7 separate regions of the Homo sapiens genome follow, and regions 1, 2, 4, 5, 6 and 7 are each linked to region 3. A link is a contact called in ENCODE Hi-C or POLR2A ChIA-PET data. All regions are on one chromosome and are shown on one strand. The core of a region is the stretch at or near the end of the contact, and the rest is flanking DNA. Distances in the headings are between cores, read along the strand shown. Region 1 overlaps LOC101928080 (a long non-coding RNA gene). Region 2 has its middle 25 kb from the start of LINC02649. Region 3 overlaps LOC105376387 (a long non-coding RNA gene). Region 4 holds the start of PFKFB3-AS1 (PFKFB3 antisense RNA 1). Region 5 has its middle 40 kb from the start of LINC02642. Region 6 overlaps IL2RA (interleukin 2 receptor subunit alpha). Region 7 has its middle 59 kb from the start of LINC02649.

The links. A loop is a pair of places that touch in the nucleus more often than their neighbours do. ChIA-PET counts read pairs that join two places held with the same protein, here RNA polymerase II (POLR2A). Pooled maps may share reads with other maps.
Region 1: a loop to region 3 is called in a pooled map, with 5 times the contacts of the local background. The contact joins two enhancer-like sites. A Hi-C loop is called at or near these places in 4 of 37 single-sample maps with no recorded cell type and 3 of 50 pooled maps.
Region 2: a loop to region 3 is called in a map with no recorded cell type, with 11 times the contacts of the local background. The contact joins two enhancer-like sites. A Hi-C loop is called at or near these places in 5 of 37 single-sample maps with no recorded cell type and 5 of 50 pooled maps.
Region 4: a loop to region 3 is called in a pooled map, with 5 times the contacts of the local background. The contact joins the promoter of PFKFB3-AS1 here to the enhancer-like site in region 3. A Hi-C loop is called at or near these places in 2 of 37 single-sample maps with no recorded cell type and 7 of 50 pooled maps. POLR2A ChIA-PET finds 5 or more read pairs at or near these places in 1 of 52 experiments (OCI-LY7).
Region 5: a map with no recorded cell type shows a loop between it and region 3 (4-fold over the local background). The contact joins two enhancer-like sites. A Hi-C loop is called at or near these places in 2 of 168 maps with a recorded cell type or tissue (CD8-positive, alpha-beta T cell and naive thymus-derived CD4-positive, alpha-beta T cell), 8 of 37 single-sample maps with no recorded cell type and 10 of 50 pooled maps. POLR2A ChIA-PET finds 5 or more read pairs at or near these places in 1 of 52 experiments (activated T-cell).
Region 6: a loop to region 3 is called in a map with no recorded cell type, with 15 times the contacts of the local background. The contact joins two enhancer-like sites. A Hi-C loop is called at or near these places in 7 of 37 single-sample maps with no recorded cell type and 6 of 50 pooled maps.
Region 7: a pooled map shows a loop between it and region 3 (6-fold over the local background). The contact joins two enhancer-like sites. A Hi-C loop is called at or near these places in 5 of 50 pooled maps. POLR2A ChIA-PET finds 5 or more read pairs at or near these places in 2 of 52 experiments (HEK293 and OCI-LY7).

The regions. Positions count from the first base shown.
Region 1 is chr10:6,135,030-6,139,091 of GRCh38, forward strand. All of the region lies in intron 1 of LOC101928080 (a long non-coding RNA gene), which reads right to left. Among named protein-coding and RNA genes, the nearest start is that of MIR3155A, 15 kb to the right of the region's middle. RefSeq lists enhancers at 1-201, 1,544-1,843. Within about 2 kb of position 1,327, at least 3 of the 41 ENCODE cell types and tissues checked have a DNase peak (open chromatin) inside an H3K27ac peak, as active enhancers do.
Region 2 is chr10:6,299,221-6,303,132 of GRCh38, forward strand. It overlaps a transcript of PFKFB3 not described here. Among named protein-coding and RNA genes, the nearest start is that of LINC02649, 25 kb to the right of the region's middle. RefSeq lists an enhancer at 1-866. Within about 2 kb of position 1,316, at least 15 of the 41 ENCODE cell types and tissues checked have a DNase peak (open chromatin) inside an H3K27ac peak, as active enhancers do.
Region 3 is chr10:6,925,657-6,929,854 of GRCh38, forward strand. All of the region lies in intron 3 of LOC105376387 (a long non-coding RNA gene), which reads right to left. Among named protein-coding and RNA genes, the nearest start is that of LINC00707, 150 kb to the left of the region's middle. RefSeq lists enhancers at 2,239-2,658, 2,390-2,479. Within about 2 kb of position 2,740, at least 13 of the 41 ENCODE cell types and tissues checked have a DNase peak (open chromatin) inside an H3K27ac peak, as active enhancers do; they include CD8-positive, alpha-beta T cell and OCI-LY7, where a contact is called at or near this core.
Region 4 is chr10:6,200,098-6,204,075 of GRCh38, forward strand. It overlaps PFKFB3-AS1 (PFKFB3 antisense RNA 1), which reads right to left and starts at 2,660. Exons shown (of 2, transcript XR_007062045.1): 1 at 2,343-2,660. It overlaps PFKFB3 (6-phosphofructo-2-kinase/fructose-2,6-biphosphatase 3), which reads left to right and starts at 2,835. Exons shown (of 15, transcript NM_004566.4): 1 at 2,835-3,239. The coding sequence starts at 3,164. RefSeq lists enhancers at 471-988, 989-1,505, 2,060-2,564, silencers at 1,308-1,527, 2,558-2,887, 2,938-3,047, 3,168-3,677, 3,908-3,978 and a cis regulatory region at 2,498-3,029.
Region 5 is chr10:7,511,058-7,515,312 of GRCh38, forward strand. No RefSeq gene overlaps it. Among named protein-coding and RNA genes, the nearest start is that of LINC02642, 40 kb to the left of the region's middle. RefSeq lists a silencer at 1,674-1,783. Within about 2 kb of position 1,619, at least 2 of the 41 ENCODE cell types and tissues checked have a DNase peak (open chromatin) inside an H3K27ac peak, as active enhancers do; they include CD8-positive, alpha-beta T cell, where a contact is called at or near this core.
Region 6 is chr10:6,048,551-6,052,465 of GRCh38, forward strand. All of the region lies in intron 1 of IL2RA (interleukin 2 receptor subunit alpha), which reads right to left. Among named protein-coding and RNA genes, the nearest start is that of IL2RA, 12 kb to the right of the region's middle. RefSeq lists enhancers at 2,075-2,454, 2,465-2,594, 2,685-2,954. Within about 2 kb of position 2,666, at least 31 of the 41 ENCODE cell types and tissues checked have a DNase peak (open chromatin) inside an H3K27ac peak, as active enhancers do.
Region 7 is chr10:6,265,393-6,269,386 of GRCh38, forward strand. It overlaps a transcript of PFKFB3 not described here. Among named protein-coding and RNA genes, the nearest start is that of LINC02649, 59 kb to the right of the region's middle. Within about 2 kb of position 2,024, at least 9 of the 41 ENCODE cell types and tissues checked have a DNase peak (open chromatin) inside an H3K27ac peak, as active enhancers do.

The sequences.
Region 1 (4,062 bases), core at 77-2,576, 790 kb before region 3:
TTGTGCCCACAAGGAGGAGCTGGGAAGTGGAGTTTTCTCCAGAGGTTCCTGATGAGAACTCAGCTAGTCAGCACCTTGATCTCCGCTGGGCGAGGTCTGTGCAGAGCCACAGGCAGGCAGTGTGACTTCTAACCTTCAGAATCGGGAGCTAATGAAGGGGTGGGGCTTAAACCACAAAATTTCTGTGTGTGTGTGTGTGTGTTTTTTTGTTTTTTTAAAAAAAGAACACTACATAGCAATAGAAAGTAAACGAACATCCCCTGCATTAAATTGCACATGTATTGAAGTTCAGTAGATGTAAATTAGCACAGCTGTCTCTTCTTTCCTGAAAGCATTTTTTTTGTTTTGTTTTGTTTTAGAAACACAGTCTCACTCTGTTGCGCAGGCTGGAGTGCAGTGGTGCGATCTCAGCTCACGGCAACCTCCACCTCCCTGGTTCAAATGATTCTCCTGCCTCAGCCTCCTGAGTAGCTGGGACTACAGGCGTGTACCACCATGCCCGGCTAATTTTTGTATTTTTAGTAGAGATGGGGTTCCACCGTGTTAGCCAGGATGGTCTCGATCTCCTGACCTCTGGTGATCTGCCTGCCTTGGCCTCCCAAAGTGCTGGGATTACAGACATGAGCCACCATGCCGGCCCTGAAAGCATTTATTTTGAAACAATTTCAAACTGAAAAACACCTCTATCCTCTTCTCCCACACTGACCAATTGTTCCTCACCAGTTGTCTATGTATTTGCTAAATCATTCTGTGTGTGTGTATCATGTGCGAGTGCGTATTTTTTTTCTGAGCCATCTGAGCCCATTTACCCCTACAAAGAAAGAAATTCATTTATATAAGCACATAAAAAATTCAACCCTGATGAAATGTCTATTCTATAGACCTAATGTGAAGTATGAATATGCCCACTTTACAGACGGACAAACTAAGGTGGAAAAGTTACATGCCTTACCCAAAGCCACACAAATGGTAAGTGGCAAAACCAGGTTCCACCTTGAAATCCTGGGCTCTTTTCCTTGTGTTCTGTCCGTTTCAATTGGGGTCCAGTCGGAACAAGATAAACTACTCTGGGTGTTTCGAAGAGCTGAGATTTAATATAGGAAGCCCTGTAACTGTAGGAAGCCAAAGCTATTCCTTTGGGGGACTCAGAGAGGGGAATGGTGTCACCCAACAGCCCAAGAATGTACTCAGCACCCCAGCTCTCAAAGCTTCAGGAAGGGAGAGACCCCCTCCACCTCCTGCTGAGCAGGAGCCCAGGAGCCGCCCCCTGCACCCCGGGCTGACCTGCCAGAGCCTGAAGTCACCAGCTTCCCGTCACTGCTCAAGCGAAGTGGGGGTCTGAATTCACAGCTTCGCCATCAGCTATTGGGGGACCCGCACGAGTCATTTAGCCTGCGAATGCCTCATTCCTCTGTAAAATGGGGCATCTGGTTTAGATGAGCTGTAAGTTTCATTCCAGTTCTGAAATGACTAATTCTTCCCTCATTGTGTTCTTTGACTTTGAACAACTCATGCCTCTGTTTTGCGCCTCCTCTTTTTCAGTAGCCTCTTTAGATCCGATAGCAGTCCAAGGGGAGGCAAGGGAGCCTGGGGTGGTGGAGGACACCCGCGATGACCAACCCGTGTGCTTGCCACGGCTGGCTTCTGCTCCAAAGGCACCCTCTCCTCTTCTCCACACCCCATCCCCTCTTCTTTCTCTCTTGCTCCTCATCTGAGCTCCTTTCCTAGGTTGGGGAATTCCCCACCTTACAGACTTATTTTAGTTAGTTATTCATAACTAGGTATGTCTTACCATGGAGGCAGCAGTAGCTGCTGAAACCATCAGATACTTCCCCAGCCTTCCCTGCAGCTAAGGGGGTGAGGTTGAGACCTCCACGGGGGGAGCCAGAAGCTCCTGCCCAGCCTCTTAAGGTAACTCAAGAGACAAAGGAGCAGGCTCAAGAGGCGGTGCCCCCATGCGGATCTAGCGTCCTGAGTTTGCCAGAGCCGCCCTCTGATGTGAATTTGGCCAGAGTTCTGGCAGCTTTGGCTAGTTCTCCTGACTTTCTCCCAAACCTGTGAGCTACTCGATACCCTCCAATAAATTCCTCTCTGATTTAATCACCCAGAGTTGGATCCCTAGCTTGCAGCCAAAACTCCTGACTGACACACATGTTATCTCATGCAATGCTCACAGCCACCCTAGGGGCAGGTGTTATTATTGTCTCCATTTTACAGATGAGGAAACTGAGGCACAGTGAGGCCAAGGAGCTTGCATATGAAGTCACGTAGCTGTGAGGGGCGGCAGCCCCCAGATTATGTCACCAATGCAGCCTAAGACGTGGCAGAAAATGCTTCAGGGATGAGGCCAGGTGTGGTGGCTCACACCTGTAATCCCAGCACTTCAGGAGGCCAAGGCAGGCAGATCACTTGAGCCTAGGAGTTCAAGACCAGCTTGGACAACATGGTGAAACCCCGTCTCTACCAAAAATACAAAAAATTAGCTGGGTGTGATGGCACATACCTGTGATCCCAGGTATCTGGGAAGCTGAGATGGGAGGACTGCTTGAGCCCGGGAGGTTGAGGCCGCAGTGAACGGTGATCACGCCACTGCATTCATTCCAGCCTGGGCCACAGTCCTGTCTCAAAAACAAACAAACAAACAAACAAAAAACAAGAAGAAGAAAATGCAGCAGTGACAAGAAACTCCTGGTCACTCAGCACAGGCTTTTCCTGAGGACAGAGATGTGTGGTGAGAGCTTGTGCAGCCCCTCCTGTAGAACGAGAGCTGCTCCATCTCAGCTTCCTCTAGAAAGGTGACGTTTCCTATAGATTTTTGTTTTAAGCTTGGAGCAGAGGACCATACTGTACAAACAGCAAATTAGGAAAATTAAACTTACTGTTTTAGTGGAAGAAAACTGATTTTTCTTTTCCTTTTTTTCGAAACGTGTCTCTCTCTGTTGCCCAGGCTGGAGTGCAATGGCGTGACCATGACTCACTGCAGCCTCAACCTCCCAGGTTCAAGCCATCCTCCCTCCTCAGCCTTCCCAGTGGCTGGGAGTCCAGGCGTGCACTGCCACCACACCCAGCTAATTTTTAAAATTTTCTTGTAGAGATGGAGTCTTGCTATATTGCCCAGGCTGTCTTGAACTCCTGGCCTCAAGTGATCCTCCTGCCTTGGCCTCCCAAAGTGCTGGAATTACAGGCATGAGCCACTGTACCTGGCCAATCTGAGAATGCATCCTCGTGGCTAAATGACTTATTATGACTTTATCCTTCGCTCAGCTTCCCTAAACGTCACATAACCACAGCACAATTATCAAAATGTGAGAATTAATAACTGGCTAATAATCAGTGAATAATAATTAACTTGCATTTCATCAACTGTCCTATGAATAGCCTTTTGGGGGTTCAGGATCAGTCCAGGGTGCGGCTGTTGGTCATCATGTCTCTTCAGTCTCCTTGAATGTGGAACGCTTCCTCCACCCGCTTTGTCTTTCGTGATTTGGACATTTCTGAGACGTCCTGGCTGGGTATTTTGTTGCACATCCCTTATTTTAGGTGTCTCATGTTGCCTTGCGATCAGATTCAGCGTATGCATTTTTGGCAGGAATACCACAGATGTGACTCGGTATCCTTTCCTATGAACCATGTCGGGAAGGACGTGACGTTGATTCCGCCCATTCCTGGTGAGGTCTGCCAGATTTCTCCCCTATAAAGTTACCATTTTCCCCTTTGTAATGGATAATTGTCTGGTGGGGAGATGCTTTGAATCTGTCCATATCCTGTTTCTCATGGTATTTTGCCCACTAATTTTAACACCCACTGATGATTCTTCCCTGAAACAAGTACATTGTGGCATTCACCAAATGGTGATTTTTCTAGTTCCATGATTCCTTCTACATGTATTGGTTGGAATTCTACTGTAAGGAAAAGCTTTCTCTCTTCCCTCATTCATTCATCTATTTATTTAAATCAGTATGGGCTCAAGATTCTTCTTTAATTCCATGGGTCACAATCCATCTACTACCATACTATCTTGTTCTTCAGACTGTCCCAGAAGAGCCCCTTCAGGTCAGCCCT
Region 2 (3,912 bases), core at 66-2,565, 630 kb before region 3:
AAATGGTGTTTGCTTTTTTCAACGTTGGTTGTGTTGCTGCTCTAGACGAACCAGCTTCTATTCCTGTCTTTACTCAGAGGTAGGTAGGATTCTTCCCCAGGCACCTACAGACCTGACTAGGATTTACAGGCAGGGGTGAGTCAGCTGACCCAGGAGGGTGGCATCCCATAGTTAGGACAGAGAGAGACTCACTGGCACGTGCTGGGTCCCTGCGTTGTCCTAACGTGCCTCCTTGCAGGTAGCATGGCTGAGTCAGTGTGCCGTGAGTCACAGGCTGCGGGAGGTGAACTTGAGCCTCACTCCGGCATTGATCTTTCGCAGGGATATATTGTTAGTTCCCGTCTGTTAAGACCGATAAAGGGTAATAATTTACTGGCCTCAAGTTTGTCTTCTCTTTGATTTCACCAAATCTTCTCCTTATACAGGAATTGCTTGACCTTGACTTTTCAGGAATTTACCCAATTTTATACTCTTGGCGTCTCCTGGGCTTAGAACCCCTTACCTCCAACCTTGCTCCCTGGCTAACTTCTACCCTTCCTTCAAAGCTCAGCAGAGATGGCACCCCCTTTCTGAAACAGTCCCCAGTTCCTGGGAAGAGTGAAGGCCTGAAGCTGTGTTGAGGGTGGCACTTAGCCCCTGGTTTGGAGCTCCATGTTTCCTTCACTGTCTGCTGAACATTTTAAGGCGTCGATTTGGACTTTCCTAGGCTTGCATTCCCAGAGCCTAGTGCAGTGCCTGTTCAGAAGACTTTTTTTTTTTTTTTTTTTTTTTTTTTTAGTGAAGAGGGAGGAATGTTAAGCCTCACCAAGTCTGATTATGCTAAGATCACTTAAATTTTTTCTGCCTTTTCAGAATACCCATTGTAGTTAGGGTTAGTACCCATGGTTTGGCACTTACTGGTTCTGTGGTTGTTGGGTGCCTTGTTTGTCTCTTCGGGCGAGATGCGAGTCACTCCAGGGCAGCATCTGTTCCTCATATTCCTCTCACATTCTTTAAAGCCTCCCTGTGTGCACTCAAGCCACACAATGAACCTTCCTGCCTTTGCCCACAAGGCTGAGAACTCTTCAAAGTGAGACTGTGTCTTACGCATTTTCACTTCCTCCATCATTTGACACAGGACCTGGCACGTAACAGATGTTTAATAAATACTTGTATTTATTGAATAGGAATAGGTAGTAGATTCTAGAGACATAGTGAGCTCAGCTCAAGTTCAGTTGCATCAGGGAAGGCTCCCCCATGCCCCCGGCAGCTCCCTCTCTCTGTGCCTATGCAACCTTTAGCAGCATGAGCTGCCTTGAAAAGTCAAAGCCAGCTTTTCCAGAAAGCAACTCAGCAACTCTCTCCTGGGGCCAGAACTGCTCCGAAACGGGAACAGCTGTGTATATTCTTTGATCGTTAGCAGGAAACGATGTGTCGTGTCTCAAAGCACCTTTTCATGCTGCTTTCTTATTAACTCCACCCAGAAGCCCTTGCCTTAGCAAAGCCAGTCTCGCGAGGCACCGTGGAAGTCCAGAGTTGAGTGCAGCTGGGTTTGATTCATTCCTGGGCTTGATTTCTGGAATCCTCCTAGATTCCTTCCTGGGTTTGAGTTCTGGAAGCCTTGGTTTCTTGAGGCGATTATGCTGTAGGTACTAGAGAGAAGCTACTGCCTTTGAGAGAAGGGTAATTACGCAGGATTTGAAAGGAGACAGGAAGCTGTGGGTGCCAGAAATAGAGGAATCTTGTTCTTTTATTTTTGGCAACATCCAGCAAGGTGGGAGGACACCTGAGGGGAGTGCCTTTCTGGTGCACCATGGAGGCTGGTCCGTAACAGTGGAAGCTGCCATCTTGCAGAAGATTCCTCTGCCCAAGCTTGGCATGGCCAGACTTCGTGGGCCATGTGAACATGAGATGATATCTTGCTCTGTGTGCCTTCCTATAATTTGGGGGGAGATGTTGACTAGGAGGAGGCATCCACCATTGGGCTTTTCATTATCTCAATGGAATGGTGACTTGGAATTGACTTTGACTCAAGGAAATAAAGTAAGATGAGGATTTACACATACCTAGATTAGGAAACTAACCTTTATACCTAGTACATATGTACACCTGTAAGGCATCTGGTACAGTCCCTGGGTGCTTCAGGGACTTCATAAAGGTGCATTTCCTTCACCCTTACTTATAAATAATGGTCGATGCATATTCTTAGATCATTTGAGATACATCCTTAAAAACTGTTGAGCATTGATCAAAATTTGTTTTGGAAATAAACTTGTTTTTAGTGCCCCAGAGAAGCACATTGTTTCCTAAAGTGAAGAATCCTCATTGAAGATGAATTGTGCTAATCTGGATTTTCAGGTTTTTTACTTACTGCAATAACAGATAGATTGAGGAAAGTACCCTTTTATTTTCTCTGGAAAGCACTGATGGATGTAACTGATGACAACTTGACCCAGTAGGGCAGTTCGTCTGCCCTCAAGAGCAGCTCAGCTCAAAGGGCGGTGTGGGGATCGCCAAGTGTGATGGAGGCAAGTCCCAGGTGAAAGGGAGCTCTAATTCATCAGGATTCCTCTATCTTTATAAGAGAAGCTAATTTCAAATCACTTCCTTCGTTATGACTAAATTTCAGGAAATGAGGATCACATTATTCCAGTGCAGAGAACTGGGCTGAGAGTCACATGCTTTATTATCTGCTCTGATTAATGACTAACCAACCTCGTAAGTTCCCCACCACACAGGTTAGTGACTGGATGATCATTTTGCTTTATCCACTTCCTAACAGGAGGAAACAGAGAAGTGAGCTAACTTTGTTATTTATACGAAGGTAACATACTTGCGATTTTTCTTTTCTTTTCTTTTTCTTTTTTTTTTTTGAAACAGAGTCTTGCTCTGTCACCCAGGCTGGAGTGCAGTGGCATGATTTTGGCTCACTGCAACTTCTGTCTCCCAGGTTCAAGCGATTCTCCTGCCTCAGCCTCTTGAATAGCTGGGATTACAGGTATGCGCCACCACATCCAGCTAATTTTTGTATTTATAGTTGAGGTGGGGTTTTACCATGTTGGTCAGGCTGGTCTCGAACTCCTGACCTCAGGCGATCCACCTGCCTCGGCCTCCCAAAGTGCTGGGATTACAGATATAAGCCACTGCCACCGTGCCTGGCCAGTTTTTTTTTTTTTTTTTTTTTTTTTTTTTTTTTTTTTGAGACGGAGTCTTGTTCTGTTGCCCAGGCTGGAGTGCAGTGGTGCAACCTTGGCTCACTGCAACCTCCACTTCCTGGGTTCAAGCAATTCTCCTGCCTCAGCCTCCCAAGTAGCTGGGATTACAGGTGCCTGCCACCACACCCAGCTAATTTTTGTATTTTAGTAGAGACGGGGTTTCACCATGTTGGCCAGGCTGGTCTCGAACTCTTGACCTCAGGCAATCCACCTGCCTCGGCCTCCCAAAGTGCTGGGATACAGGCATGAGCCACCGTGCCCGGCCCATACTTGTGGTTTTTCTATACCTATCTTCCTTTCTGGTGGGAGCCCAAAATAAAAATATGTGTGTGTATACACACACACACACACACACACACACACACATATACACATACACATATATATATATATTTGTGTGTGTGTGTGTTTTATGTGATCTTTCTTGGCTTTTGCATTGAGAAAGTCATCTTTGAAATTTAGAAAAACTGTCAGACTGTTGGAAGGCACCTTGGACATGGCGTCTCCCCAGTGCCTTCTTTATGCATAGAAAGGGCGCTCGAGGTAACGGGATGTCATGACTCTTGTGAGATAACACAGGAGCGGAGCAGAGATGAGAACTCAGGCCTCCTGTCATCTGTCCAGGGCATGTGGGTAAGATCAAGCGTAGGACTGGCTTTATAAAGCACAAATATTTGTTTGTCAGCAACTGTTTGTTTATTACTTCATTTTTGTTTTT
Region 3 (4,198 bases), core at 1,490-3,989:
GCAGTGGCTCACACCTGTAATCCAGCACTTTGGGAGGCCAAGGAGGGTGGATCACTTGAAGTCAGGAGTTTGAGACCAGCCTAGTCAACATGGCGAAACCACCTCTACTAAAAATACAAATATTAGCCAGGTGTGGTGGCACGCACCTGTAATCCCAGCTACTTAGGAGGCAGAGTCAGGAGAATCACTTGAACCCAGGGGGCAGAGGTTGCAGTGAGCTGAGATGGCGCCACTGCACTCCAGCCTGGGTGACAGAGCGAGACTCTGTGTCAAAAAAAAAGAAAGGAAGGAAGGAAAGAAGGAAGGAAGGAAGGAAAGAAGAAAGAAAGAAAGAAAGAAAGAGAAAGAAAGAAAGAAAGAAAGAAAGAAAGAAAGAAAGAAAGAAAGAAAGAAAGAAAAGAAAGAAAAGAGAGAGAAAGAAAGAAAAAATCCAGTGACATTTATTTTACATCTATCATTTTCTTTCTAGGGCTTTTTCACTATATGTTACTATATTACTTTATTTTTCTCATTTCTATCCTTCAGGACTCTTTGTCTTTTTATCACGCCGTCGATTCTCTCTTGTGACCACTGGATTTCCTTTTCGTTTCTATGACGGTTTCGCTTTTTCTTCTATTTATTTTCTGAGTTCTCCTCATTCCTGTCTTATAACCTGCAGTTGTCTCTCGGCATTCTCCTGGAATTATTACATTTCCACTTTGTGGCATTCCTTCTTAGTAGTAATTGCTTCATTATGCTCCTTAAAATCTGGCAAAATGTTTGGTTGCAGTTCATCTTTGCTCAGTGGCACTGTTTTTAGGAGAATAATCCGTATCAGTTGGAAAGCTTTGCAGATCTTTTCCACATATTTATTCACAATAAATTTTCTTACTGTTTATCATTAAAAACTTGGTTTTTTATGACCCAGCTATTGGCAGACTAGTCCTATAGGCAGAGACAAAGCAGGGCAGTCCTGGCTTCACAGCAAAGGGCTTATTCCTTCACTGCCACAGAAACAGAATGCTCACTGTGAATATTGCTCTTCTGTGTGAGACTGGATTTCCATTTCTGGGGCCATCGTGACTTCTACCACCAGCTTTCCTTGTCCTGGCACAAGATATCCACTGTTGCAAATGAGAAATATAGCTCTTGTACTACCAGACTATCAGTTTTTGCATTTTTATGGATCTTCCTGAATTTTCCTTCTTATGAGTCCACTCATTACTCTCTGAGCTTCTGATTTTTCCTACTCTTTCCTACTGCTCTTCCTTCCATCTGCTTCTGCCTTATTTGGGGCTTTTGAAAGTCCCTACAGGTATTTTGAAGTCAGCATATCATCTGATTTCTAAATTTCATGGACAGTTGAATTTGCAGGACTTAGGAAATTCTTCTAGTTTTTTGTTTGTTTGTCTGCTTGCTTCTTTAGGAGAAGAAGGAGAAAACACTGATGGATATAGTCATGTTCATAAGAAGATCTCTTCCGAGTGTTTGATGCAACCTCTGCTTCCGCTATCCCATCTTCTCACACTCCCCTTTGTGCTAGTTCTTCTCATCTGCATGCAGCTTCTTTCCTGTCATTTGACCATCATGGAGAAGCTCTTTTTTCATGAACATTTTCCTTCTGAAAACCACATATGTCCCACTGTCAGTTTTGCACATCTATTTCATTATCAGACTTGAAAATGTATCCCTCTTATCCATTTCCTTACTTTATCAAAAATGTTGGAAATGAATAACATATGGAATGTACATTAACTTAGTTACCATCATTTTAGTTGTCCATCACCAGTACCTAATCATGATGGTTAGTTCATGGATGAATTTTCAACGAATATGCATGCAACAATGCTAGGTGTGTCAATGATGGTTCCTTGACTTAAATGAAGTATATGGTCTGCTTAAATCACCTGCCTTTTTCTGTGATCAACTAATTTAAATTAAGAAATGAAATAAAAAATTATAGCAGGGAGCCTTGAAGGTAGGTTGAAAACTGTCTGCTGAGTCAGTAGCTCTATTTTTATCCAAACAGACAAGAAGACAGCAAGCCCCTTGACTTGTGGTTTCCGTTCTCTCATTTCCTGTGTGCACCCACATGAACCATGTGCCCTCCCTGACTCCCTGCCTCCACGTCTAGAGAAGGAGGCGTGGGTCTTCTCTAATTCCCCTTGTGTGCTTGACTTGTTCCCCACCACCCAAGGGCTAAGGCTTAGGCACTGCGTTGAAAACTTCAGCACAGCAGGGAACCTCAGCCACTCTGTCTTCTATCCATCCTCCCTCATGTCTTCTCTGTACTCCTGTCTCTATCAGTTGGCACCTGGGCCTCCGCCTGCCTTCACCTCCTTGTCTCCATCCTTGCAATGAATGCCGTAGTATGACCACCTCTTCTTCTCCAGTGTAACTTCACTCTGGCACTATTTTCTGAAACTTGTGGACCCTCCATGCCACAGCTACCCTAAACCCACTCTCCTGAGAAGCCCCAGTTCCCAGAACGGAAGTCCAGGTCGGCCCTCGGCCGCCACACTTCCCTAAACAGCAGCTGCCTAAGAGTCTGTGAACCTGCACAATTTTCACTAGCAGTGTCTCAACAATTAGCCGGTGCCTCACAAGTGGGGCAGATGGTATAGCCAGGAATGAGAGTTTCATGTTTCTTCTGATTCACATGCATTCCTATCTAAAGGCTGTTTCCTTTTAGAGACAAACTAATTTTTTCTCTTTCGTCCTTTGCCTGGGCTTTATGTTTACTTCTACAAGCTGGCACTTCCGATGGTTTCTAGAGAGCTCATTGGTGCTCTCTCTCTCTCTAACACACACACACACACACACACACACACACACACACACACTATGTACACACCTCACAGGAAATGGAAACTTGTTCCCATTATGGGTCCTGAAACAAAGCTCTGTGGATATGCATGTGCTACTTAGATTTTCTATCCCAGGAAATGAGTTTAAATACCTACCTCCCCAACAAATTTTTTTTTCAGAGACAACAGACCTCGGAAGACAAGTGGAAGTTGAAACTCTCCTTGAATGCGGTTCTTGGGAGTTGGAAATCTCCATTGCCGTTGCTTCCCCATGGAAGGCTTTGCAGTGCTAAATGGCTTATCTCCATGACAACCAGAAGAGCTGGTTGTTGTTTTTTTTTTTTTTTTTTTCTGCTGGACATTTTTTTCTAGATTTTACTTCATATTTAAAATAATTAAAAGTGTTTATCTCAGTACACCACAACCAGTCATTTACTGGGCCAGTGTCAGGAGGCAGTTCACATCCGTTTGGGGTCCACTCAAACCACCTCCATGCTGTCGGCCTTCAAAGTTTCCAAGAGGTTTGGTTTCTCTTTGAAATCTGGCTTCTCACTTGCGCACTGTATAACTTTTAAACAGATTAATTTTTTTAGTTCCTTATATATAAGTTTTCTGCATGTAAAAATTTAAGATAATTTTATGTCAAGAAGAGCAGAGAAGATGTATTAGATAAAGTGTGAGAGACTGCCTGATAGAGCTGAACACATGGGAAGCATACAAAATATTCATCTCTCTGCTTATTCGTTTCCTTAGCAGAATATCTGGCTGCAGCTTACTGTAGCCATCCTGTCATCAGTTCCCAAACGGGAGGAATGCCATGGTCTCTTGACAGAGGCTCTCTTGCACTGTTGGAGGCAAGGGCCTGCTGTCCTGTCAGGTTGGCCCATTTATCCAGTTACTCGTGAAATATCTTGTTCTCTCAGAGAATCAACCGGCGGCTGTGTGCTGACTTCACAAAGAAAAATCCATTCTCTCACCAAGTAGTTGTCAAGCATAATAAAGAAAAACTGGCAGAATAATTGGGGTGGTTGCTGAGTCTAACTCAATATCGTATGAAAGAAAATATATGGAACAGTGGTGTTTAAAGAGAACTGCACACCTCTGTTTGTATGGCAGGCTCAAACACAGCCAGTCAGACGTATGTAGAGTCAAAGTGAGGAAGTGGAGGTCATTTAGACTACTGGTAGACCCAGAATTCGAGCCAAAACAGAAGCAGAAAACAGAAATAGATGCTTCAGGATCTGTCTCTCTGCCAAGCCAACCCAGCGATTCTCATCAGAAACCTCAACAAACAATTGGAAGAGAAACAGGTAGAAATTGTGGTTCAATTTTAAGGTATCATTGTGTTTATTTTGAAGCACTTTTTTCTTCAAGATGGAAATCATTTTAGTGTCTTATTTAGTTATAAATGT
Region 4 (3,978 bases), core at 1,410-3,909, 730 kb before region 3:
GACCTGGTTCCTTGACTACTCTAATCTCAACTCCCTTTACTTCTTCCCATAAAGCAAGTGGGGTTGACTAGGTAGTCTTGAAGTTTCCTTCTATCTTTCATAGTTTCTAGGACCACGACCTAGGAGAAATCATCAATCTGCGCTAGCCTTGGTGTTATTGTAGCTGTAAAAGAATCATCGTATTAGAGGAACATTTACGTTATTGGGAGCGTTTTCTGAAGGGCCGCCTTTGTGATACCCAGGTTAGTAGGAGGGAAGTTGGCCAAGCCCTAGTTGGACATTTGGGGTGAAGATGGGGCATTAGCAGAGCTAGGGAATGAGTTAGGAGGATGTCCAAACTAGTAAACTCGGAACCAGTAAATTACCAGAATACAGTTGCAGTTGGGTTGTTTATAAGTGATTTTGTAGTGAAGCAGTTTCATCTCTCATGAGGGCTCTACCCTAACTTACCTGGGGCTGTAAAGGCTGCCAGGAGTTCTAGCTGGCCATTAAAAAAACAAAAACAGGTGTGCATTCGTCCTTGCTCCCACGCACTCCCAGTTTGCACTTAGATGTAAGGAGCGGGGGGGGGGGGGGGGCGGGGGGTGGTGGTGGGGCGGGGATTGAGTTAACTTCCTTTTGCCTGCTGCAGAGCAAGTGCAGGAGGCGAATGGGGGAAGAACATAGTCTTCCCTCTAGACTCGGAACGCGTTATTGACAGACAGGAAAAGTGCCCGGTCTGCGAAAGTTCAGCTGGACCTCCGGGACATCAACTCCCTGTGCCCTAAGAGCTGACCGCTGTCAGATGCGTTATCTAGGTCAAGAGATGAATGATGTGCCGCTGCTGGGGCAGACGCCGTCTCTCTGCTCTCCCTGTGAGCTGAAACCAGCAGTGTTTGCAAGCTTGTAGGGAGTGTGGAAGAAGGCCCCCTGGTCCGCTTGCCTCGCCTGTACGTGTGCAAAATCGGTGGGCAAGCAGCGGGCGCGCAGGTGCACCGTCATTCCCCAGGAACCGCGGGCGCTCTTTGCAGGGGTGCAGCCGCTCTCCCCGCGCGCAGCCTACAGCCCTCCCCGACCCCCGCGAACCCCAGGGCGGGAACTCGTCCCGGTGGCGCGGGCGCTCGCTGCCTGCTGTTTCCCTCTTCGGGTCAGCCCACTCTTATTTCAGGAGTGGAGTGGGACTCTCCCCTGGGCGTTTAGGGTGTCGCCTCTGGCATGTGCTCCCACTGCAGAAAACAAGTCCAAATGCAACGCATCGGGTTTCTGAACAGCCGCCAGAGCGCGGAAACCAGACCGTCAGCAAAGCTGTCGCGGGAACAGGGGCTCTGAGAGGGCGGCGCGGGGGGCGGGGTGCCGGAGTGGGGGTCGAGGCGGGAGGGGGAGTGGGGGTCGAGGCGTGGGGGAGGGTGGCGGGGCACAGGCCAGGTGGCCGATGTTGCGCGTTCCGGGGCCCCTCGGCAGGCGGCGGGTCGGGAGGAGTGGAGGCCCGGGTGGGGCGGGCGCGCGGGGCGGGAGCAGCCCCGGTCGCCGCCTGGGCGCGGGCGCCCTCCCTGTGGAGCATGCGGGACGTGAGCGACGTGTGGCAGCCTCTGCGCAGACTTTTCCGCCGCGGTGTAGGTTTCAGCGAGCGCCGCCTTCCCTCCAATCACAGCCCAGCCTCAGCGCTAAGTGTGCACCTCTCTGCAAGGCGGCGCAGCGCTCCCGTACTGAGGCTTCGTTTGCAAAAGTTACATCCGTCCCGGCGCGGGCGGCGGTTCCCCACCAAAAGCAACCCAGATCTTCCCCGCACGCCTCTGACCTGACTGCACGACTGTCACAAGTCGCGAGCTGGTGCAAACTGCGAGGGCCGGGAAAGGAGACGGGGCACGCATGCACCAAAAAGTGGGGAGGCAGAGCTGCAGGGTGTGCAGGATAACGGAGTGAATTTTAGGAGTCTGCCTAATAAGGGGCCGCCCCCAATAGTTTTCCCTCGACTTAGGTAATGAATTGCAGATCGAAATGGGTCTAGTTTTATTCATTCTTCTACTCGGGGCGATAAAGGTTTATTGAATGGTGTACATGGTGAGTGTGAAAACCAGATGCCAGCTGCCCCCAGCCCCAGTCCACTTCAGTCCAGCTCCCCGGGGCTTTCCCGCCCCCTCCTCGTACCCAGCACCGCGGGCCTCTCAAGGTTCCCAGTCTTTGGGCTAGGGGAGGGGAGCAAGGCTCAGTTCAAGTCCAGGTTTCTAAGGGATTCAGCAAAGTGGACAAGGACGAGGTGAGGTGGGAGGATCAGGGAAGCCTCCTCCCCGCGGGTCGCCCGGGTCGTGGCGGGGGATGGGCTCACGGGTATTATCAGGGAGCAGCCTGGCCCATGTCCTTACCTGGACTGCGCCTGCCCCACAGCGCGTGTTAGGAATGCAGAGTATTGGGGCTCCATGGCCCTAAAGGAGCTGCATTGGTAGGATGCACTTTAAGCAGCTTCCCAAGGGATTCGGCTGCGGGGTCCACGGTCTACACTGGGCAGGACTGCGTCTCTGCTCTCCTCCCGGCCAGCACAGTTGAGGTGAGGGGCCGGAATTAGTCGGGGAAGCTGTGCCAGACGTCCCGAGGGGACAACGGGACGAGGGGATAACAGCAGCCAGGACCCTTCAGCAGGGCTGGGCGCGCTCCAGGCCCGGGGCAGGGCGGCGGGAGCTGGTGCACCGCCGTCGCCGGCCCGCAGGGGGAGCTCGCAGGCTGCTTCCCGGCTCGCCCACCCTCCTCCCCACGTGGAAGGGGGCTGGGACCCAAGGAATGCGGCCCGCCCCGAGGCTGACGTACGCGTCTGCGGCCAGCCCGGACTCTTTAAAAGCCGGCGGTGCGCGGGGCATCCCAGCCAAGCCGGAGAGGAGGCGAGCAGCAGGGCCTGGTGGCGAGAGCGCGGCTGTCACTGCGCCCGAGCATCCCAGAGCTTTCCGAGCGGACGAGCCGGCCGTGCCGGGCATCCCCAGCCTCGCTACCCTCGCAGCACACGTCGAGCCCCGCACAGGCGAGGGTCCGGAACTTAGCCCAAAGCACGTTTCCCCTGGCAGCGCAGGAAACGCCCGGCCGCGCGCCGGCGCACGCCCCCCTCTCCTCCTTTGTTCCGGGGGTCGGCGGCCGCTCTCCTGCCAGCGTCGGGATCTCGGCCCCGGGAGGCGGGCCGTCGGGCGCAGCCGCGAAGATGCCGTTGGAACTGACGCAGAGCCGAGTGCAGAAGATCTGGGTGCCCGTGGACCACAGGCCCTCGTTGCCCAGATGTGAGTGCAGCTGCGCGGAGCCGGGTTGCAGGGCGGGCTGCGCCGGGCCGGGCCATTGTGTGGGGCGGCTTTGTGCCGACGCCCCTCTGCGGGGGGCGCGCCCGTGCGGGTCGCGCCGGCGGGGCGGGGCGGAGGCGCGGGCTGCGCGTCCTTGGCCGGGCGGCGGGGGCGCTGTGGCCCTTGTCCCGGTGGCTGCCCCGCCGGCCCGGAAACGGCGAGTGCGCCCGGCCGGGCTGCGTACCCCGAGACGGAGGGACGCGCGCGCCTGGGCAGGCCAGGGAGGGGATCCACATCCTCCGCGATCCCTGTCCTCGACACCCGTCTCGGGCGGCCGTCGCCGGAGCGCAGCCCAGGGACCCGGCCGCTCGCGCCTCCGCCCCTTTTCACCGTCCGGATCTCCTCTCTCTGCATGTTTCCATCTCCTCTCCCGCCTTGCTATGCATTCCTATCCCCTCGCTTCACTTAATAACCTATTTCTCTGTCCTGTTTTCTCTTTCGATATATATGTCTCTGTTTTTCTCTGTTTCTACCTCCTTCCTCTCCCACTGTTTCTTTCTGCTTTTATCTCTTTCTCTCTCCTTCTCTCTCTTCCGTGCATCTCCAGTGCCATGGGGGCGCCCGTGCTGGGGGCGCCAGGAGAGCCACCTGGAGCCACGCCTGTGTCCCCGGCTTTGGGGAGGGTCGGTGGGTTGGTGAGTGCACGGTTGGCGCTGCTCCACGCGCCCCGGGCGCACGCACC
Region 5 (4,255 bases), core at 369-2,868, 580 kb after region 3:
ATTCTAACAGGTATAATATAATAGTGTGTAGTGGGAACTCACTGTTGTTTAATATGTATTTCCATGATGATATATGAGGAGGAGCATCTTTTCATATGTTTCTTTGCCATCTGTGTGCTTTCTTTGGTGAGGTGTCTGTTCAGATATTTTGTCCATTTTTAACCAGGTTTTTTATTCTCTTATAGTTGAATTATAAGAATTCTTTGTATATTTTGGATAATGATTCTTTATTAGATGTGACTTTTGCTATGTTTTCTCCCAGTCTGTGGCTTGTCTTCTCATTCTTTTGACAGTGTCTTTCTCAAAGTACAAGTTTTAGTTCTAATGAAATTCAGCTTCTCAGTTACTTCTTTCATAGATCATGCCTTTGGTGTTATATCTAAAATGTCATCACCAAACCCAAGGTCATCTAGATTTTCTCCTATTTTTTATGGTTTTGCTTTTACATTTAGGGTCTATGATCCATTTTGAATTACTTTCACACAGGATGTATGGTCTGTGTCTATATTCTTTTTCTAAAAAACATGTGGATGTCCAGTTTTTCCTGTAACATTTACTGAAAAGACTAGTGCAGTGTTCTGATTTTTTAAATACCTTTTTCCAGAAGACTTCCTTCACTTTAGTCAAGAAAGGACATAACACCAACACACAGTTCCGGAAAAGCTGTTTTCTGCAGATAAGGCTAAACGGCATGATCTAATTATGTCTGATGTTCTGGGTCTGTCCTGGGATAAAATCTAGAGTATTGGTTCCCCAGACTGTACCACTGATTAAAATCATCTGGCACACGTCACTCCTGGCTCTGCTTCTGTGTTCTGCCTCTTCGCCGTGTTTCCAAGATCTACTCCTATTCCAAGGTCTTGAACACCATCTACTCACTCCTCAGTGACTTCAGCTGCACATAGACGCCTAGGACAGTGCTTGCCTTTATCACTCACATAGTATAGAATGTTTCATGATACTTGAAGCACAAACTCCTCTCTCTCCTACTGGAAAAGATAACTATCTCTCCCACTCAACTATGTTTCTTGGTGGCAGGGACAATATCATTAATTCTTTGTATTCAATACAATTCTTAGTACAGAACACACACCTTAATACAGCAGTCCCCAACCTTTTTGGCACCAGGGACTGGTTTTGTGGAAGACAATTTTTCCACAGACAGTGGAGGGGAGATGGTTTCGGGATGATTCAAGTGCTTTACATTTATTGTGCACTTTATTTCTACTGTTATTACCTTGTAATATATATAATGAAATAATCATACAACTCATCATCATGTAGAATCAGTGGGAGCCCTGAGCTTGTTTTCCTGCAACTAGACAGTCCCATCTGGGGGTGATGGGAGACAGCAACAGATCAACAGGCATTAGATTCTCATAAGGAGTGCACAACCTAGACCACTCACATGTGCAGTTCACAAATAGGGTTTGCTCTTGTGTGGGAATCTAATGCTCCTGCTGATTAGGCAGGAGGTGCAGGTGGACAGCTTCCTCAGAGGGATAAGGGCAACTTGTCCGTTGTCACAGAAAGGAAGAAAGAAATAGGAGGGACGCAGCTGCAAGCCCGTGTGTTGTTCCATGGCAGGAAGTCGAAGAGGGTCTCAGGGACAGGAGGTGGAGCTCAGGCGGTAACATGAGCCATGGGGAGTGGCTGTAAATACAGATGAAGCTCACTCCCCACTCACCTCCTGCTGGGTGGCTCAGTTCCTAACAGGCCACCTGTCCGCTAGTGGTTCATGGTTCAGGAGTTGGGGACCCCTGCCTTAATACATGCTTGTTAGTTAATTGATTGATTGGGAAAGTTCTCGTGAAAAAGAATGAGTGAGAAGCTGCTGACCTGTGAAAACCTTTGTACTAACATGATCTTTTAAATACCACAAAGGAAACTGTGACTTTATCAAAGCAATTAAATCCAAATTCTTTTTCTTGGTAAATGTGTTACTTTGCAAATGTCAAATGTGCAACCAGGAGGTTGTCAAACAAAAATGTGTTTGCTGCAATGTATATTTAGTGTGTATATATACACATGTATGCATATTTATGTGCTTGTATATGTATATACATGTTTGTATATGTATATACATATATTTATATATGTATATACATGTTTGTATATGTATATACATATATTTGTATATACATGTTTGTATATGTATATACATATATTTATATATGTATATATATTTATATATGTATGCATGTGTGTAGACTAGAAAAATATTAATCCTTGCAATTTTTCATTTATAAATCATTACCCTAGTAATTACCCTAGTAATGATTTATAAATTAGTCCAATTTTCAAAGTTAAATATGTGAACTTAATGGGTACCATTCATTTACTCACAAATATTGAATGAGGTTAGTACAAGGCTGGCATGGACCCTCTTCTCAAGACCCATTTAAAGGATGTTGCTATCATAGAAATGTATTTGGAAGTCATTAATACAAAATCAAAAGAAAGCCTTTGAAGTGTATTTTTTGTCTATTCAGAAAACCTGTCTGACAATTTTTTAAAATGCACACGTCCCATCCTCACGAGGTTATTTTCCCTTCTGGCCTAGCCCAGCACTGTTTGTTTAGTGTTACGCATATCCCTGGACTATTTAACACAGCTCCTGCTCAGTATAATGTCTTGTTTCCTGTGTGCAGATAAATGCACCACTTTTTAACAACATGTTGTAGCATTAGAGATTGCCAGCTTCAACAATGTAAGTTTTTTTTTTTCCCCATGTAGCCAGGAACTGGATCAATAAAGTAAAAGTATAATGACTTTCCCTGCTTTATTTTAGTAGGTTATGTGATACTATTTGCTTTTTCAGTGTTAGTCAATATTGGTGTCTCCAGGGAGGAGGAGCTGATATCTCTTCCCTAAATCCATTTCTCCACAATCTTAAATTAAAAGGATAAGACAAAGCCAAGACAAAGGACATGGACTGGTGCTGCGGATTTTTTAAGTGGTTCTCAAACAAATGATAGGTCTGCCTAATTTCCAGCATGGTAATGTCCTTTGCGATGACTGGGAGCTGTGGGGAGCTTACCTCCTATCTGGTGCTCCTGGCTGTGTGGCTGATCAGGGCTGGGCTTTGAAGAGGAGTAACGCAGGGTCTATCTTGTAGAGGGCAACGTGGCCACAGGGCTCCACTGAGACCCTGCAACTCCTCCTTGCTGACAGCTCAGGAACAGATTTGAAAGCTCAGGCACAATAAATTCCAGTGCATTCTCAGGCAGGAGAAAAAAAGGAAATTCTGCTCACATCCTGGTTTTCTCTTTAATAAACCCTGTAACAAGTTTATTACATTGTGGGGACGACAAACGTTTCCTTTCCCCCGTTTAGAAAACTTCTGCTCTTTCCCTCTTTTCCTCTCTCCTGGTTTCTACAATGCTGATGTCAGAGGGTGAAGACCCTCAAAGGAAAATTTGGAGTTGCCTGGTAATGATTGAGAAAATGAGATTCCACGTGAAAGAATTACCCTCTCATCCTGTTTCTTTGGGCTTCTAGGCTTAAGTGTGGGTGGGCTCTTCAGCCTCCAGGTGGGACTGCGTTCACCTTCACCACAACAACAGCCTTCAAGAATGCTTGTCAAGTGACTTCTCATCAACAATTACAAATCAAAGGGTTTTCCAGCAGGCATTAGCTGTATTTTTGTATGAATAAACCTCATGCTGTGACCATGGTCCTTGTCTGCGCTCTCATTTTGTGTATGGGGAGACTGAGGCACAAGCAAATATACTTTTTGATGAACTTAGTCTCTAGAATTCACTGCTGCTGGCTCCTGCCCCAGACTGGATCTGGCATCTCTGTGAAAGCAATATAGAAAGTGGGGCCACCTGGCCGGGCACAGTGGCTCACACCTGTAATCCCAGCACTTTGGGAGGCAGAGGTGGGAGGATCACTTGAAGTCAAGAGTTCAAGACCAGCCTGGCCAATATGGTGAAACTCTGTTTCTACTAAAAACACAAAAATTAGCTGGGCATGGTGGCACGTGCCCATAATCTCAGCTACTCGGGAGGCTGAGGCAAGAGAATCATTTGAACCTGGGAGGTGGAGGCTGCAGTGAGCCAAGATTATGCCTCTGCACTCCAGCCTGGGTGACAGAATCAGAGTCCATCAAAAAAAAGAAAGAAAGAAAAGAAAGAAAGGAAAGAAAGAAAAAAGAAAGAAAGAAAGAAAAGAAAGAAAAAGAAAGAAAGAAAGAAGAAAAGAAAGAAGGGCCACCCTAGATTTCAGTTCCAGCCCTGACATTAAGTGGATG
Region 6 (3,915 bases), core at 1,416-3,915, 880 kb before region 3:
ATGTAGCCTTACAGCACCCAGCAGGGTCTGTGTTATTCCCATTTTATACGAACAGAAGCTGAGGCCCACCGAGGTTAAAACCCTACCCTCATGGACTTCCATGGAGGTTACTCAATGCCCTATGGGTTTGCCTTTCTGCTTCCCTTCATTCTTCACATAAACCCAGTGCTTTCTCTTCTTCCTTCATTCTTCACATAAACCCAATGCTGTCTCTCCAAAGTACAAGCCATGCCCTGACTGAGACCCCTCTGGGATGTTCTGTTCCTTCCAGGACACAGTTTAAGCCCAGTGACATGGGGAGACTCCAAGACACAGCTCATGCCCAACTTCAAAATCTCTGCTTCCACTATGTGCCTGAGCTCTCCTGCCTTGCGGGACTCTGCGTGGCTCTTGGAGCTCACCATGTGTTTTGTCTTGGGCCTTGGTCATTGTATTATTCAGGGAAACAGAATTTCTCTAGAGAAACAAAACCAATAGGATGTATGTAGATAAATAAGAGAATATTTATAATGGGAGTTGGCTCACTCAATTATGGAGGCTGAGAAGTCCCACAATATGCCAGCTGGAGCTGGATAACTAGGAAAGCTGGTGGTGTGGCTCAGTCTAAGACTGAAGGCCTGAGGAGCAGAGGGGCCCTGCTGTAAGTCCCAGAGTCCAAAAGCTGGAGAACCAGGAGTGCAAATGTCCAAGAGCAGACGACGGATGTCCCAGCTTGAACAGAGAGAATGCAACCTTCCTCTGCCTTCTTGTTCTATTCTGGTCCTCTATGGTTGGATGATCCCCACCACACTGGTGAGGGTGATTTTCTTTACTCAGTCTACCAACAAGAAATTTACCCAGTCTATTCAATTCAAATGCTAGTGTCTCCTGGAAATACCCTCACAGACACCCCCAGAGAGACTGTTTAGCCAGCTATCTGGGCATCCCTTAGCCCAGGCAAGTGGACACATTGAAATTGACCATCATGCTCATGCCACACTTCCCTAATGCATTTCTACCTTCTTAACTCCTGCTTTCCCTGGAGGTCTCCCATTGGCTGTCATCTTTCTCTGGGAAGCCTCCGGGACTCTTCTGTCTGTGCTTTGTGGCATTTCTCTGCAGTCCCAGACTTTGCTCCCTTTTCTTTACACGGCACTCACCCTACTGTATCCATCTCCCTCCCACCACCTTGCTAGTGCCTGCACAGAATGGCATGCAAAGGTTTTCGTAAAGGAAAGTAGAAATTCACAAGTTCAAGCTAGGATTTGAATTCAAGCTGTCAACTTTCCAAATTCATAAGACTTTTCCATTCTCTCAAGACGCTTTTCTGGTTGGGAAAAATTCCGGTAGGCAGACAAGATGGGGAAGATTGTTCCAGTAAGGGAGGAGGGTGTTCCTGGGAGTCCAGCTTTGAAATCACAAATGAGGAGGTTCCCTTTGAAGGACAGGAGGAGACCTGCTGGCCAAGGCGTGCTATGTGCTGAGGGAACAGTCTTGGCTGGGGAGCATGTTGTGTGCCAGGCAGAGGAGGTAGCAAAGTGCCCCTGAGGCAATGGAAATGACTGGAGCTCTTGCAGCCGAAAGGGCATCACGACAGGTGCTTTCAGGGGAGATTAACTTGGGGATGAATAACAGGGTGACTGAAAACCAGAGCTTCAGGGCCTGCCTAGGCAGCCCAGGAGATGAACAGTGCCTGTTGACAGCTTGCTTCCTGTGTCGGCCTGAATGCATGGGTTCTGCTCAGATCTACTGGCTCCTTGCTTTCTTGGGAGAGTGAATTACTGCCTCATGGTCTCAGTTTCCTCATCCGTAAAATGGGAATGGTGGCAGGGCGTGGTGGCTCAAGCCTGTAATCCCAGCACTTTGGGAGGCTGAGACTGGTGGATCAATTGAGGTCAGGAGTTTGAGACCAGCCTGGCCAACATGGTCTCTACTAACCTGTCTCTACTAAAAATACAAAAATTAGTCAGGCATGGCGATGGGGCATGCCTGTAATCCCAGCTACTGGGGAGGCTGAGGCATGAGAATCTCTTGAACCCGGGAGGCAGAGGTTGCAGTGAGCCGAGATCATACCACTGCACTCCAGTCTGGGCAACAGAGTGAGACTCTGTCTCAAAAAAAAGGTGGTTGGGGTGGGGGAATAGTGCTAACAGTCCCCATCTCCTATGGTGGCCATGAGGAATCTGTAAGATCACAGAAGCAGAGCACGCAGCAAGGCCTCCCTGGCCCGGGAGTGCTCAGAGCTGGGATCCCAGTGCAGGACGAGGAGGAGGAGGATGGGTGCCCTGGCTACAGGTCCTCTTGCACTAGATTGAAAACGGGGCCAGAGAAGCAGAGCTTGAGAGACGCTGGGAGAGGGAAAGTGAAACTGATGGTCCGGTGGGTGAAAGGTAGTGAAAGCCCGAAGTGCAGTAAACCAGGGATCAACATCTCCAGCCAAAAGGCTCACCCTGTGGTCTCAGCGCCACCTGGGCGTCAGACAGATGTCTGGAGAGACGGCTCTTTTATTCTGAAACACCCCTCCAACTTTTTTTTTTTTTTGGTAATTGTTTGTTTTGCTTTCCATTTAATATAAGGAGTTTTCTCCTTTACAAAAGTTCTTTTTGTTCTAAATCAGGCTGTAAACAGAGGTGCTACCACAAGGACCGGAAGCAGAGACCACACTGGTGCTCAGCTGGGTTGCAGGCTCTGCCTGGTTTCATTGTCGGGGAAGCCACCAGGCCTGCCCCCAGCCAGCGAGATGTCACGCATGCAGCCGGGTGTCATCCCCAAAACTCCCGGGAAACTCTCGGGGCACCAGGGCAGGAAGAGGCTGACGTCAACTTTAACTCCGGGGACTTCAAACGAAACTTTTAGAAATGATTCCTTTGCCCTTTACTTGGTGACGTAATAAACTGATCTTTCTCTGAAAAGATGGGCCGATTTGCTTCAAGGAGCTCATTTCATGAGGAGAAAATACACACAAATATATATATATATATATATATATTTTTTTTCTTTTTTTTTTTGAGACGGAGTTTCCCTCTGTCACCCAGGCTGGAGTGCAGTGGCTCAATCTCGGCTCACTGCAACCTCAGCCTCCAGGTTCAGGGGATTCTCCTGCCTCAGCCTCCCTGAGTAGCTGGGATTACAGGCATGTGCCACCACACCTGGCTAACTTTTGTATTTTTAGTAGAGACGGGGTTTCACCATGTTGGTCAGCTGTTCTCGAACTCCTGACCTCAGGTGATCTGCCCGCCTCAGCCTCCCAAAGTGCTGGGATTACAGACGTGAGCCATCATGCCCAGCTATATATATATATATATATATATATAGAATTTTTTAAGGAAACATTGCTGCTTTGCTACAAAGTATATAATAATGTAAACTGGACTAATACGATTCCTTCCTCCTTTCCTTGGAGAAGTCACAGACTTTTAGGATTGGAGAACGGTTCACATGCATGTGTGTGGGGCAGTTGGTCAGAGCTGTCCATTATGAAAGGTGCTTCTAGAATACTTGGGGAATGTGGGAGCTAGAAAACAGGTTGTTATTAAAGGAATTGAAATACTCCCACTTGAAATGTTCCCATTTTCTCTGTAAAGGAATTTCTTGAGCAAAGGAAAACTCTACATCCTCTGTCTACCTGAAGTTCAAAATTAGTGGTGTTTGGTTTTAATAATTTTAGTAGTTGATGACAAAACAACGCTCTCTGCTGTCCTCTCTGTCACATCTAACATGATGTGAATGAGGCAGTCCCTGATGTGAGATGTGCTGGGTTTTGCAGGGGTAATGAACATCGATCTGTGTGTTCCATCGACTCCTTCTTTAAACTTGTATCTCAGCACTTAGCCTGTGTCATAATTGTCTGTGCAGAGGTCAAGGATGGGCTCTTATTCATCTCTGTGTCTCAAACCCTGTGCCTGACACATAGCAGTTCCTCAATGAACATTTGCT
Region 7 (3,994 bases), core at 774-3,273, 660 kb before region 3:
GTTTCTTAAGCTTTTTGTTTTTCATGATATTGACAATTTTGAAGAATACAAGCCAGTTATTTTATCAAATGTTTCTCAATTTGATTTTGTCTCATGTTTCTCCACTATTATGTTTAGGCTATACATCCCTGGCTAGAATATTATGGAAGTCATGTTGTGTCTCTTGGGGTATCACCTATGAAGGCCTGTCACCCCACCTGCCTCTTGCGGGTAATTATTTTGACCACCTGCCCAAGGTATTGTTCAATTTTTCCACCGTATATTTACTATTTTCTCCCTTGGAGCTAATAAGCAATCTATGGGGAAACACTGGTGCCACGAAGACATCCTACTCCTCATCCAAATTTCTTTTTAAGTTTAGCTTTCACTGATGATTCTTGTCTCAACCAATCTTTGCTATAATGATTGCAGAAACATAATTTTCCAGCTCCACCCCCTCCTTCTGTGTTTATTGTTCAGGATTCTGCTGTCAGGAGGAGACTTCTCTTGTCCTTCATTTTTTTTTTTGTTTTTCTATTTATTATTATCATTTTTTAGAGACTGGGTCTAGTTCTGTTACGTAGGTGGGAGTGCAGTGGCATGATCATAGCTCACTGCAGCCTTGACCTCCTGCGCTCAAGGAATCCTCCTGCCTTAGCCTCCTGAGTAGCTAGGTCTATAGGCTTGTGCCCCACGCCTGGTTATTTTAAATTTTTTTGTAGAGACAAGGCCTTACTATGTTGCCCAGGCTGGTCTCAAACTCTTGGGCTCAAGTGATCCTTCTGCCTCGGCCTCTCAAATTGTTGGGATTACAGGCATGAGCCACTGAGCTTGAGACTGTTTATTTTATGGATTCATTGATTCCTATTATATTTAATGAGTTATAATCCATAGTGTCCTTATTTATTTTGACACTCAAATTGTCCCAGATTTGGGTCATAGGAGCATCTTCAGGCTGGCTCCTGTATCCTTCGGCATGCTCTCCTCTTCTGCTTTGAGGACGTCGTTGATTTCTAGGCCTGTACAATACTCCAGGCTCATCTTGTGCCTTCCCTGTCTCAGCTCTAAGACTGTCGATGTCTCTAACAAGCCCTCGGTCCTAGATCTGGTTGTAGTTGTGTTATTGCCAGTGGGTGTCATTGCTTCTAGGGTGTTTCAGTGGCCAGAGTTGGGATAAATATGTGTGTGTGTTCACATATGCGTAAATAAAACCATACAATAACTATAATATGTATGTGTGTGTATCTATATCTATATATGGTTGTATTATTGGAAATATACATTCATATTGAGATCTCCAATTCTAATTCAATGCAAATGTTCTTCTTTCACCCAGGACTGTCCACATATTTTGCAGAGTCCAAGTAAAATGTAGGACTCCGTTTTCAAAATTTATTCAGTATTTCAAAACAGCAACAGCAGAGCATTAACCCAAATAAAGGGCAAGGGGTCCCTGCCAAACCTGGGGCCCCGCATGATGGCCTTGGTCTCATGCGTGCGAAGCAGGCCTTGCCTCCATTATGCTCACAGGGAGAATGCTGGCTCACAGCATTGACAGCGTAACGCAAGATTGTCTGCGGAATTTGGGGACTATGTGAAAGAAAAAAGCAGAATTTAGAGGTGCTAAATTATAAATCTTTCACCTTTTTTCTCTTGTCATGTTGTTTTTTAAAATTTGCTATTTAATGTTATTCAAAATAAAGAAACAAGTTATTAGCATGAGTTCTACAGTTCGTCCTTATATTGTGCAGTGACAATTTTACATGCAAACATAAGCGCATTTAACTCATAAGTGGGTTCACCACAATCACACAACTGGTATTTCCCAGCTTGTATAGGCATATGTATCTTGTTCTTATGAGAACAATGGAGATATTGTACAAAACAAACTCACTGCTTTTATTCACCGCTTGATAACGCTCATGTTCTGCCATTGCTGGCTACCCTGGACGTACGTACTAATGAGTGAGGAAGGTCTGAAAGGAGAAGGAACTGTGGGTTTCACTGGCTTTCCCTTTCCTCACTTCAGCATGTGTACTTGGCTAATACAGGGAAGTAGGAGGTCAGGATGAGGCTCCTTAGTGGTTAGAGTTTCTTAGAACGTCATTGCCTTCTTTCTGCAGTCAGGGCAAGTTCTGGGTCAAACAGAAAGTGCGGTGTCTCGGGGCTGTTGGCGTTCTTACTTACTCACTTGTAGACATAGCACGCTTCCTTTCAGCCCCTTCTACTCACTTGCTGAATTCCCAGCCATCAAGGCAGCAAGCTTCACTTCTCAAACATCAGTTCAAAGATCAAATTACTGGCCGGGTGCAGTGGCTCATGCCTGTAATCTCAGCATTTTGGGAGGCCGAGGCGGGCGGATCACCTGAAGTCAGGAGTTCGAGACCAGCCTGGCCAACATGGTGAAACCCCGTCTCTACTAAAAATACAAAAATTAGCCAGGCATGGTGGCGGGCGCCTGTAGTCCCAGCTACTCGGGAGGCTGAAGCAGGAGAATCGCTTGAACCCGGGAGGCAGAGGTTGCAGTGAGCCGAGATGGTGCCACTGCACTCCAGCCTGGGTGACAGAGCGAGACCCTATCTCAAAAAAAAAAAAAAAAAAAAAAATCAAATTACTAAGAATTTCAAGCTGGCAATGACAGTGTTAAACCATGTGTAGTGTCCTGAGCATGGGGCCCTGTGCGACGGAGCAGTTCTCATGTCCGCTGCTTTTCAAGGATTTTCCTGTCTCCCCTCCCCCACGCCACTTCCATGGTCTGGAAGCCACAGGCAGAGCCCCTAAGGTGGTTATGTTGAGATTAGGTGTGGAATTCTTGGCATCATTTGAAGTTACTCTGTATCCCAGTAATGCTGAAAGCATGTGTGTCTTATTTGTACTTCTTGATAAACTTCTTTTTGGAGATTGCGTAGAGGGTTTTTAATTCAAGTGGCTGCTATTATGCCTCATGCTAGGAACCTTTTTGGGGGTGCTTTTCTATACTATTATAAAAATTATATAAGGCTAGGCACGGTGGCTCATGCCTGTAATCCCAGCACTTGAGGTCAGGAGTTTGAGACCAGCTTGGCCAACATGGAGAAACCCCATCTCTACTAAAAATACAAAAATTAGCCAGGGATGTTTGCGTGCACCTGTAATCCCAGCTACTCAGGAGGCTGAGGCAGGAGAATCACTCGAACGCAGGAGGTGGAGGTTGCAGTGAGCCAAGATTGTGCCACTGCACTCCAGCCTGGGTGACAGAATGATACTCCGTCTCCAAATAAATAAATAAATAGAAATTATATAAATATATTTAATAAAAAAGACTAGTTAACTTTTTTTTTTGTACTGGATCATACATTCACAAATTTCAAACATAAAGAGGTTAAAGAGGCTGGGTGATGTGGCTCATGCCTATAATCCCAGCACTTTGAGAGGCTGAGACAGGCCAATTGCTTGAGCCCAGGAGTTCGAGACCAGCCTAGGCAACTTGGCAAAACCCTGTTTTTACTAAAAATACAAAAAACTAGCTGGGCATGGTGGTGCATGACTGTAGTCCCAGCTATTTGGGAGGCTGAGGTGGGAGGATCACCTGAGCCCAGGAAGTTGAGGCTGCAGTAAGCTGAGATCGTACCACTGCACTCCAGCCTGGGAGACAAGAGTGAGATCCTGTCTCAAAAAAAAAAAAAAAAAAAAAAGTTAAAGATTTTTAAAAATTCATTTTTTAATTATTTACTGCTAGTATGTAGAAATGACAATTGCTTTTTAAAACAGTAGTTGTCAACATGGGCTCCCCTCCCTGGGTCTTCATCTTCCCTGAATGGCGATTCTTCAGTATATTTTTACTTCCCTATATGCCCAAGCAGATTATTTTTACGTTTTTTTTTTTTCAGCTGTTAGATAAAGATACTGAGATACCAAGAACATAAATAACTTTTCCTAAACAAATTTAAGACTGAATTATAGACTCAGTGATCTAGGATGATTTATGTACTTATTTATTTTCAGAGATGGTTGCCCAGGCTGGTCTTGAACTCCT